Regions from separate parts of the Homo sapiens genome. Here region 1 is linked to region 2. A link is a loop called in an ENCODE intact Hi-C map of the cell type or tissue named here. Cell type or tissue: GM12878. All regions are shown on one strand.

What was found. Peaks named below come from ENCODE experiments on the same cell type or tissue, not always from the same donor. Only the 100,000 strongest peaks of a DNase experiment are listed, where the experiment ranks them.
Region 1: it touches region 2 in a loop (2.3-fold over the local background); 2 of 110 quality-filtered maps call a loop at or near these places.

What each region holds. Positions count from the first base shown.
Region 1 is chr4:145,039,527-145,044,526 of GRCh38, forward strand. The region is part of intron 4 of ANAPC10 (anaphase promoting complex subunit 10); the gene reads right to left. Among named protein-coding and RNA genes, the nearest start is that of ANAPC10, 56 kb to the right of the region's middle. RefSeq lists a silencer at 1,930-1,979. In GM12878, no CTCF peak of the experiment used is centred here; a DNase peak (open chromatin) is centred at 2,035.
Region 2 is chr4:144,353,605-144,358,604 of GRCh38, forward strand. All of the region lies in intron 2 of LOC105377462 (a long non-coding RNA gene), which reads right to left. Among named protein-coding and RNA genes, the nearest start is that of GYPA, 220 kb to the left of the region's middle. RefSeq lists an enhancer at 2,057-3,963 and a silencer at 2,840-2,909. In GM12878, no CTCF peak of the experiment used is centred here; a DNase peak (open chromatin) is centred at 2,937.

The sequences.
Region 1 (5,000 bases), 690 kb after region 2:
GCAAGCACAGTTGTAAGAACTATAGATGTATTGATTTTTTTCCAGCCTTGCAATAGCCCTATGAGGTATACTCTTTTTTTTTTGTTTGAAACACAGTCTCGCTCTGTCGCCTGGCTGGAGTGCAGTGGCTAGATCTTGGAGCACTGCAACCTCCACCTCCCGGATTCAAGCAATTCTCCTGCCTTAGCCTCCTGAGTAGCTAGGACTACAGGCACGCACCACCACACCCACCTAATTTTTGTATTTTTCAGTAGAGACGTGGTTTCACCATGTTGGCCAGGATGGTCTCGATCTCTTGACCTTGTGATCTGCCTGCCATGACTTCCCAAAGTGCTGGAATTACAGGCGTAAGTCACTGTACTCAGCCAAGGTACATTCTTTTAATCTTCACTTTAGATACTAGAAATCTGAGGCTAACATTCCAAGGTTCATGGTTAAATGGCAGAGCAAGAATTCAAACTCCAGCAGATGACTCCAAAGCCCATGCTCTTGGATCTTTAACAACCCAAAGAAATAAACAGTTAGATGTAATGAAAACTCTTAATTTCATGAGATTATATAGAAAAGCAAACTATTGTATGCTTTTGTTTTAGTGTGTGTGTATGTGTGTGTGTGTGTGTGTGTGTGTGTGTGTGTGTTTTGAGACGGAGTTTTGCTCTTGATGCCCGGGCTGGAGTACAATGGCACGATCTGGGCTCACCGCACCTCTGCCTCCCAGGTTCAAACGATTCTCCTGCCTCAGCCTCCTGAGTAGCTAGGATACAGGCATGTGCCACCACACCCAGCTAATTTTGTATTGTTAATAGAGACGGGGTTTCTCCATGTTGGTCAGGCTGGTCTCGAACTCCTGACCTCAGGTGATCCACCCGCCTTGGCCTCCCAAAGTGCTGGGATTACAGGCGTGGGCCACCATGCCCAGCCTATTGTATGCTTTTAAGACCTATAAAAACATAACAAATTTTAATGGCTTTGCTCCTTTCAGCTACCATTCACTGAGCTGCTAGTATGTTCCAGGCACTTAAAACATTTGTTGCAATCATCCCAACATCATATCTCCAATTTATAGTTAATTTATAGGTAACTGAAGTTCATAGAAAGGTTATACAATCTGCCCAAGGGTCACCTAGCTAGTGACCTAGCTAGCCAGGATTTGAAAGTAATTACCCAACCAAAATCCTGAACATCACCGAAGTAATAACCTTAAAGTATGTATGTATGCCTAGAATAAAAATAAAAGAACATATTCTAAGATAAGTACAAGTGAATAAATACCGACAACTCAAAAAGCCATAATTCTACATATGCTATAAAGAGATGTGGAACTTTGAAGGGGACTGAGAAGGAAGAAACTAATTCAACTGGGTGAAAGTCTCATAATACTTATTGTTTTATATTATTAGTTAATATGCACAGAAATAATGCATGACAATGGGAACAAAGTTCTTACTACAGATCTACGCAGAGGTAAAAATCCAATATACACCTCCAGTTATATTAAAAAAAACAACTGAAGTAGCTCCCCAACCCAATGACCCACAAACACTTTGCTTGTAGGATCTATGACTTCTAGTGGTCCCATAATTCATATATAACAGATTTTACTTATAGAAGTATAAAAATTAGCCAAAAACCCACCTCATAATTTACTTTCAAAAGTGTTTAGCTAAATCTAGAACATCTGTCTAACAATAGTTAAGGTGAAATTTTACAAAATGAATATTTTGGAGTGAGAAGTAACAAATTTTATTTTACATGAATTTTTAAAATACTGAACTAACTCTATTACTTACAGCTTAGATAGCATGAAGTTTGACTTCATCTTGACATGAATAATCATCATTTTGAGAAAAATGTTTTAACTTGTTTCCAAAAATGATAATCATTGATAACTGAGGAGAAAAAGCAAAGACCGTTTTTGTTCTATTCACAAGTACCAACGAACAGCCCAGTGTGGAAATGGCTGTATGCCAGGTTGCCCTGTGAAGAATTAGGCTTCTTGGCAATCAAGAAACTCAGACATCGTAGGCCCTTAGAAAACTGACACATTAAGGACTTGGTGCTTTCACTTCCCCTTCTAGAAGGCATATGCAAGATATGTCTTGCTTAGATGACAATCTCTTCCATATTCTGGATTCAGTGAGAGAATAAGACAACTAATAAGAAGCAAATTGAGGAGCAAGAATCATTCATTGACTATTGGATCTATTGACTAAAATTTAATAACTGGTTCCAGATATACAGCAATATTATCCTAAATAACCACAAGAAACAATAATTAAAAGATTCATACAACAATTATGAAATGTAAACGTGCATCTGAATTTTGATCAAGAAACTCAGAGTGAAATTCAGAGACAAACAAACCTGAAATTATATCTTTATAAAAAATAGTCAAAATGGTAAAAACCCAGTTTCAGATATGTATATTTATTCCTTTATTAACTTCTATATAGAAAGTTAAAAACAAAAAATGTTGAATAATTCCAATAAACCTTTGGGGAGACTGTGGATCACAACATCCATTTTACCAAATTTTAACCTTAAGTTCCCTATTATCTGGTAAATAATTTTTTGTTTTGATGCTGTATGAATCTGAATGAAGGTTGAGACTGCCAACACACTAGACTACATTTCACAAGTTTGCTGCCTGTATCTAACGTGATACTCAGTAGCATAAGAGTAAAAATAAATGATATGAAACATAATCAAAAATTAAAAATTATTCTAAGCACCCATAAATATACTTCCTGAACGTTCCTTGATTATGTAGGGTCAGTTGAAAAATTTGACTAACTCATAACAATACTATCAAGAAGCCAACATACTTAAGAATCTGAATTCCAAGTGAAATACAAGACATTTATGATATTTTCAGATGTATAATCCAGCCAAGATATACTTTATAAATAAAATAGATTTTAAAGGGCAAACATCAATATTTAAATCAATCCTTCTTCACATATATCTTCAACAAAATTTCTCACCTTCAATACTTTCTAATTTCATTTTTTCATTATTTTATAGTATATAAATACACAAGCCTTTTCTCTACTTTTTTGATGTGCCAATAACATTAGTGCAACATATAGCCATGACAACTTATCCTATAAACAGAATCCCTCACAAATTGAAAAATATAAGAACCAACAAATGTTTCACTACACTCAGAAAACACAGAGTCTTTATTCCAAGAGGAACTTTCAGTAAAAAAAAAATGATGTGTGAACAGCAGACACTGATGTTCACACAAGCATACTGCAGACAACCCAGCAGGCGGTTTTCTGTTTTTTTTGGATTATGCTCTGGAGGTGCTGGCACAATGGAATTTCAATACCCTAACTGCTTATTTCTCTGTACATCTTTAAAATAACAGGTAAAGAAAAAATTGTCTAAAAAAAAAACAAAATAAAGTGTTTTTAATTCTTCTTTTCAAACGATGTAATTTATAACCATTACACAAATAGCGAAGAAGCACAAAAGAGGGGAAAAAAGAAATAAAGTAATGTTCCAAAGGTTCAGTTTACAAGGACCTCACACAAAGTTTTTTTTTTTCTCTGCAACTCTTACTAGAAACAGTATTATTTGCTAAAAATGCACTAGCTGCCAAGAGCTATGGTCCATCTAAAGCAAAATGCTTAAGATGGAAACAGTGTTAATACAAAAAAAAGAGGCAGGATTCAGTATACAAATTTCTGTAAAATCTATTAAAAAATAAGATGAAGTTTTGATTTTGATACATTATTTTGACTAAAAAACAATTCTAATTATAGATAAAATACTAAAATACATAGTACTGTATTAAAACAATAAGTAATCAAATTTCAAACTTTCTAATTAATCCTTTTTTTGTAAGTTATTGGGAATTCTACACTAGTCTTGGTTCACATGATAGAACAATGGGAAAATTTTCCGAATGGTTGAACACTAACCCTGACAAGTGTGGAGAGCCAACTACAATACATTATATGGTAGCATAACCTGCCACCCACGTTGCTGAGAGAACAGCTTTCAAACACATGCACTGAGCTGTAAAACCGCAAAATCCCTTATTACACATTGTCTTTCTTACTTTAGGTGAAATATACCATCAATTCTTTCCATTATAAATCTTTTTTTATTACTATTTTTGAAGACCATTTACAACTTGACTGTTGTTTTCTGACAAAGTAAAAGATGTCTTTTACAAAAAGAAAATGCAACAGGAAAGTTATCACCCTCCTACAGTATTACAAATGAAGGCTGATATCTGCTGCATAATTTCCCATAGATTAACTGGAGGATCCATATTACCTAAAATGTTTCCAGATAAAATTCTTTTTTTTCCCTTTGAAAACCAAACCCTTATACTAGAGTTCACCAAGTTTCTTAAAGCATTTGAAAATACTTGCTTTCTTTAATAAAAGCTGATATATTGCTTTGGGAAGTTCTTTAATATATAATTTTGATCATTACCAAAAAAAGAGAAAAACAAATTGTCAAAATTTGTTAGAAAGTAAATGTTCTTTCTCTCTTTCTATGTTTCTTCCCAACACTTTCCCCCTTCCTCCTGCACCAGCACAAATACAAACCTATACTAAAAAACAAAACAAAAAATAGATTCAAGGAGATAATGCTGCCCTTGACAGTATTTGCATTATATTGATGATACATGTAAATGAAGAAAGACTGAAGAATGGCAGCCACACATCATACTCATTATAGCAATGTGTTTGACAAAAATACGTTCTTACCTTTCAGAAAAGAGCTCAATGCAACAATGACTATCAAATCTAACAAAAGGGCTTAAGATACAGAACAAGGGTAAAAAAATGAAAAATTTAAAGACAGTACTTTTTAGAGATTCAAGAAGGTTAAAATCATTTCAAAAAATGTGTGTTTCTCTCTAACGTTTTGTCTGATTAATTTCCCTCCAAAATTCTCCTTTCTATCCTTTGCATTTCCTTCCCCCCAACTCCCACCCACCATGACCCACCTCCACCCACAGTCTGCTAACTGAATCA
Region 2 (5,000 bases):
TAAGGCTGACCGGTGGGAAAGCGACCGAATCTATAAGCAGTGGGTGGGCTGTGTTCCCTCCCCCTACCCCTACCTCCTTCTTATTCTGAGAAACAATCGTGGGTGTTCCTATCTCCCCAAAACTCCCTGCCCTGAAAAAGAAAGGGAAAAAGCTGCTTCCTGGCTGAATAAAGCTGAAACACCTGTGTGCCAGAAATACACAGATGTAGACGGGCACAGCATTGGTGCAGATCCATCTGCCCAGCGTGCTTCACTTGGTGGTTAGAGTGGTATCCAATTAGGATGGGAAACCCACACCAGAAGAAAGATTCCTTTGGTCCTCATTATCCTCATTCCCTTACAATTCTTCTCACATTTCTCTCTCTCACTAATGCTTTACCCGAGGATGAATATACAATGCCAAAAACAACCCTTGCTTAAAAAGCCCTGAAAGGCAATTCTATTTCAGGTGGTATCTTCCCTTCATCATTATTCATCCTGCCTTTTTACTTTGGGCTAGAAGGACAAATGGAAAGAAAAACAATACAATAGTCAGTGCAAACTGAACCTTTGTCAGAAAATGTGTGTCTTTTATGTTACAGCTGTGAACTGCTCATGTGAAATGTGTGCTGAGTGTCATTCATTCCAAAAATATTTATTAAATACTAACATGCCTGGTTTTGTGTTAAGTCCTGGAGGTATGGCACCTGGCAAAATGGCCTCACCAGAACTCACTGATGAATGCAGTAAAAAATACCTGCATCGTGTATTGCAAAAACAATGTAACATTTAATATCATTGCCGTTTTTATTCTCCTGCTTTTATCTATAGCATTATTTATTTTTCTCTCATATAGGGCAATTTCCACAGAGAACATATTGAGTCTAAATTGCTCAGTACAGTGTCTATCATGGTGCAGGCAACAAGCAGCTGGTCTGGGAGAATAAGATATTCAGAGTTGGATGCTTTCATAGCCGTTTAAGCTGTGGGTATTACCCAAATGAACTTTCTATACAGCTTTGGAAAATGGACTGGAGTATGGAAGTATCTGGGTGTGGGGAAGAGACAGAAGTTATTCATCAGGATCTCAAATAGATCGATTTTTGGACAACAATTGTCTGTTAGGGTTTTTTTTTTATCCTTTTAATTTTGAGATAATATTAGGCTCATAGGAGTGTTGCTAGATAGTACAGAGAGTTCCTGTAGGCCTTTCACTCTGCTTCTCCTAATATTAACATCATATATAACCACGGTACATTGATCTAAACTAAGAAATTAACATTGATACAATACTATTAACTAAATGACACACTGTATTAAAATTTCAGTAGTTTTTCCACTAATGTCCTCTTTCCATCCTAAGATCTAATCCAGGAGGTCACATGGAATTTAGGTTTTGCTTGGTGTTAATTGAGCTATTTCTCTACTCTCGATGTCCTATTGATATGATATCACCATTTTTGAAAAGAAGTTCTCACCTTCGAATCTGTAAAATGCTAGAAAGGAGATAGGAAAGAAGGTAAAGTGGGAAACAATGGGAAAATTTTCTTTTATTTTTTAATTTTCAATCTACCTGCAGGGAGAACAGCATGACTTAGGAACATGGTTTTTCTGACCCTCCCTATCTTTTTAGCCCTGAGAAAATAAAAGATCAAGTACTCTCTTTAGAAGATAACCTTGTAAATCTCTAACGGCTCAACAGCCATTTAGTCTGATGCAGCCCTGGATTGCTATTTCCATTTCACAGATGGGGAAAATGAAGCCCTGCCCTGCTGAATGATTGTTTAGGATCACAAAGCCCTGACTTACCTATAATAAAACTAAGACTAAGACTTACAAGGGGAATGGGGGAATCCAGCTCAGCCCTGAAGTCTCTCTCAGTGGTTAACCCTTATTATAAGAAATGGCATTTATTTGTCAGGATATAAGAACAATGTTTTTACAAGGAAAAGTTTGGAGCAATAACCGAAAATAAAGTCCCTTAGTACATCTGGGGGAATGGGGAAGCATTCTATATTACTCTAGCAATGAACTCTGGCTACTGCTGAGCTAAACTCTAAGTTGCAATTAGTTTAAGCTGCAAACATCAAGCACCAAAGGAATGCTGGGCTTTCATAGGTGCAATGTTTTCAAGCCAGTGACTTTATACTATGGAGGCATATTCTGAAAAGGCTGGCAGCATTCTAGACCCAGGAACCTGAGCTACAGACATCAAAGGGATTCACTTCTTAATTCTGGACATTTGTAAAGTCCACCAGAAGCAAACATGCTGGAACTTCAACAGCAGGTATTACACTGACTGTAAAAATCATCCATCTTAGTCAAAATTACAAACAGGTCTCCTTGTCTCCCTCCTCCCCACTCCATCCATCCCTTTCCCTCACGGTAAAAGAATCAACATGAAGCAAAATGTGTTCATTCCTCTGTACCAGTAACGATGCTGCCAGGGAGGGGGACTACTCCCTGGATCAAAGAGGCCTCTCTCACAGGGCAGTGTGTGGTGAAGGAACATTACTCCACAGCCCCTCTCATTCCCTTTCCCTCTCTCTTGCTTTTTCTTTCTTTCAACATTAGGCATTCTTTTATAGTTTCAAATTAACATTAAAGTACAATAACAGTGATTCATGGCTGTGATAAACAAAAAAATAGGGATACCTTCACAATAAAACTCTGTAAAATGCACAAACTGACACGTTTTAAATGACTCTTTAGTAACAGGGGAGAAAAAAAGCATATGAGGTAAATCCTTCACTGAGTAACTCACCAGGGAGACTGGTAAAAATAAATTGCACAGCTCTAATTTTCCTAGCAGCTTCCATGCTATTCTTTGAAACTGAGTACGAACCCCTTGGCCTAATCCCAAGAGCCGATCTATAGTAAATAGTGCACACTTAAGCCTAAGTTCCTTTTTAGCACCATTCAGACAGTGACTTCAGCCGCAGAGCTTAGTCATAGCAGACATTTTTGTGGTGAAAGCATTAAACCCACATGCAGCTCTCTTTCTGTGGCCACTGGGGGTCATGCTCCCTTCCCATTAGCTGAATAAATCATAAAGTCGGCTCAGACCACCCAAGGAGTGCGACCAGCAAGCCACAGGCGATGCCTACAGCCGGTTATTTCTTTTCAGAATCTACAGGGGGAAAAAAGCAGAAAAAGAAAAACAAGAAAAAAAAATACACTGCAAAACAGACTGCCTGTAGGAAATCATTTGAGTTTTTAAAAATGTGATCTCTTTGAGAGTAACCCAGTGTTTTCTTGTTTACTTATTTATTTTTTAGTTAAAATCAGGGAGCCTGATTTAAGAAGAAAAGTAGCCATTGAAAAAATAAAGTCACATGCATGCCTTTTGTCATATGCTGGAGTTTGCTGACCAAAAAAAGAAAAAAAAAATCTTCTCTGTGGATTTTAAATTAAGGAAGGCCACCCTGTGTGGCCAGGCTCTTCAGGTGGTTCCGATAAGACACAATGCAGATGCAACTGGGGGGCCCTGCATCCGGCTAGCTTACGTAGCCAAACGGGATTTAACGAGGAAGCAAACGTGTTGTCTAATGTTCCCTGTGTCAAATGATTCACTCCGCCCAGGAAAGGGATGGGGTCCTGGAGGAAGATCTGCAAGTCACAAGTTCCCATCAATCAGTAAATAAGATAAGAAATAGGAATTTTAAACATAACTATTAGCAGGCAACTGCTATCACATCCACACACTGCAGCTCATTATGTTAAATAGTCTCTTCGGGGAGTGTAGTGCGGGGGAGAGGAGCAGAAGGGGGCAGAGTGGTGAGAAAGAAGAATTTTTTTTTACATGCATTTTTAAAAACTGTGCTTTATTTTAGATAAGTCTGTAGATGTGCTGTAATTTTAAATAACTGTAGAAGTCTAACAGGCAACTAAAATTGTGACACCCCCTCACAACCCCATAACTATTACCCTACCTCCAAGTAAAGTCTAGCCAGAAAGAAAGTATATTTGAGGTGGGTTCCAGTGATTTCCTCAGGACTCTGGGACAGGTAGCTGTTAGGATCTTGAAGGAATTTGAAGCTGAGTGGTGATCCCTTTTGTGTCCATGAACAGTCTCCCTAGTGTGTATTTGATAAACTTCAGTATGTGATCTTGTAAACTGGTTATTTAGGAAGCACTCAAATTAACACACTATATTTACCCTTTGTTTAACTTCAGAACAATGTAGGCAATTTCTTTACCAGTGTCCACACAAAGCTCTGCCTAAAATCTTTAAAGCCCTCATCTGCAGTGACCCCCTTGCTGCTCAAGAAAGGACAGCCCCTCGGTCTACACTGGGGCATATTACATGGTGATTTTGAGACTCTTGCCCACCAGGGAGGAGGGCCGGTTCACTTATATCAGTTACATTTGTGACTTAATATGGTGAGTTGTAAGGTCACCCTCAATCAAAGCCATCTTGTATTGAAGCAATTTTAACTGTCAACAGCCTATGTCTTAAAAATCTCACGAGAAGACAAGTGAATCCACCTGTTGATAACCTACAGCCCATTATGAATTTGCTAATTAAAATTTCCATTTGCTAGATTACACAACTTTAACTGTGTAATAAAAAGCTGCTTCCAAGGTAAACCAAAAGCATTGTAAACAAAACCCCTCAACCACGAGGTTTCACTCATCCTTGTGATGACTTTCATTTCTGTTTTATTCATGAATATATTTTCCACATCATTGAGAGCATAAAGCATTCTTAAGTAGATGCTTTGAACCATCCTTCCTGAGTCAGAGTGCTTGGAAGAATTAGACCAACTGCTGCATCGTGTCTAGCTGCTTATCTGTGATCCACCCCACTTCTGGAAATAGGGACATGTCCCCTATGGACACAACATAGATAAAATGGCCTGTGCCTGCATTTATGGGGTCTGTGTTGCAGAAGAAAGTAAACAATTCCAAAGAAAATAGTCCAGAAGAAATAGAAATGCTACTAAAAACAGATGAGATTTAAGAAATAAATGCCTTTCTTTATGAATAAGCATCAGTAGCTTGTGAGGTTAGCTCTTAGG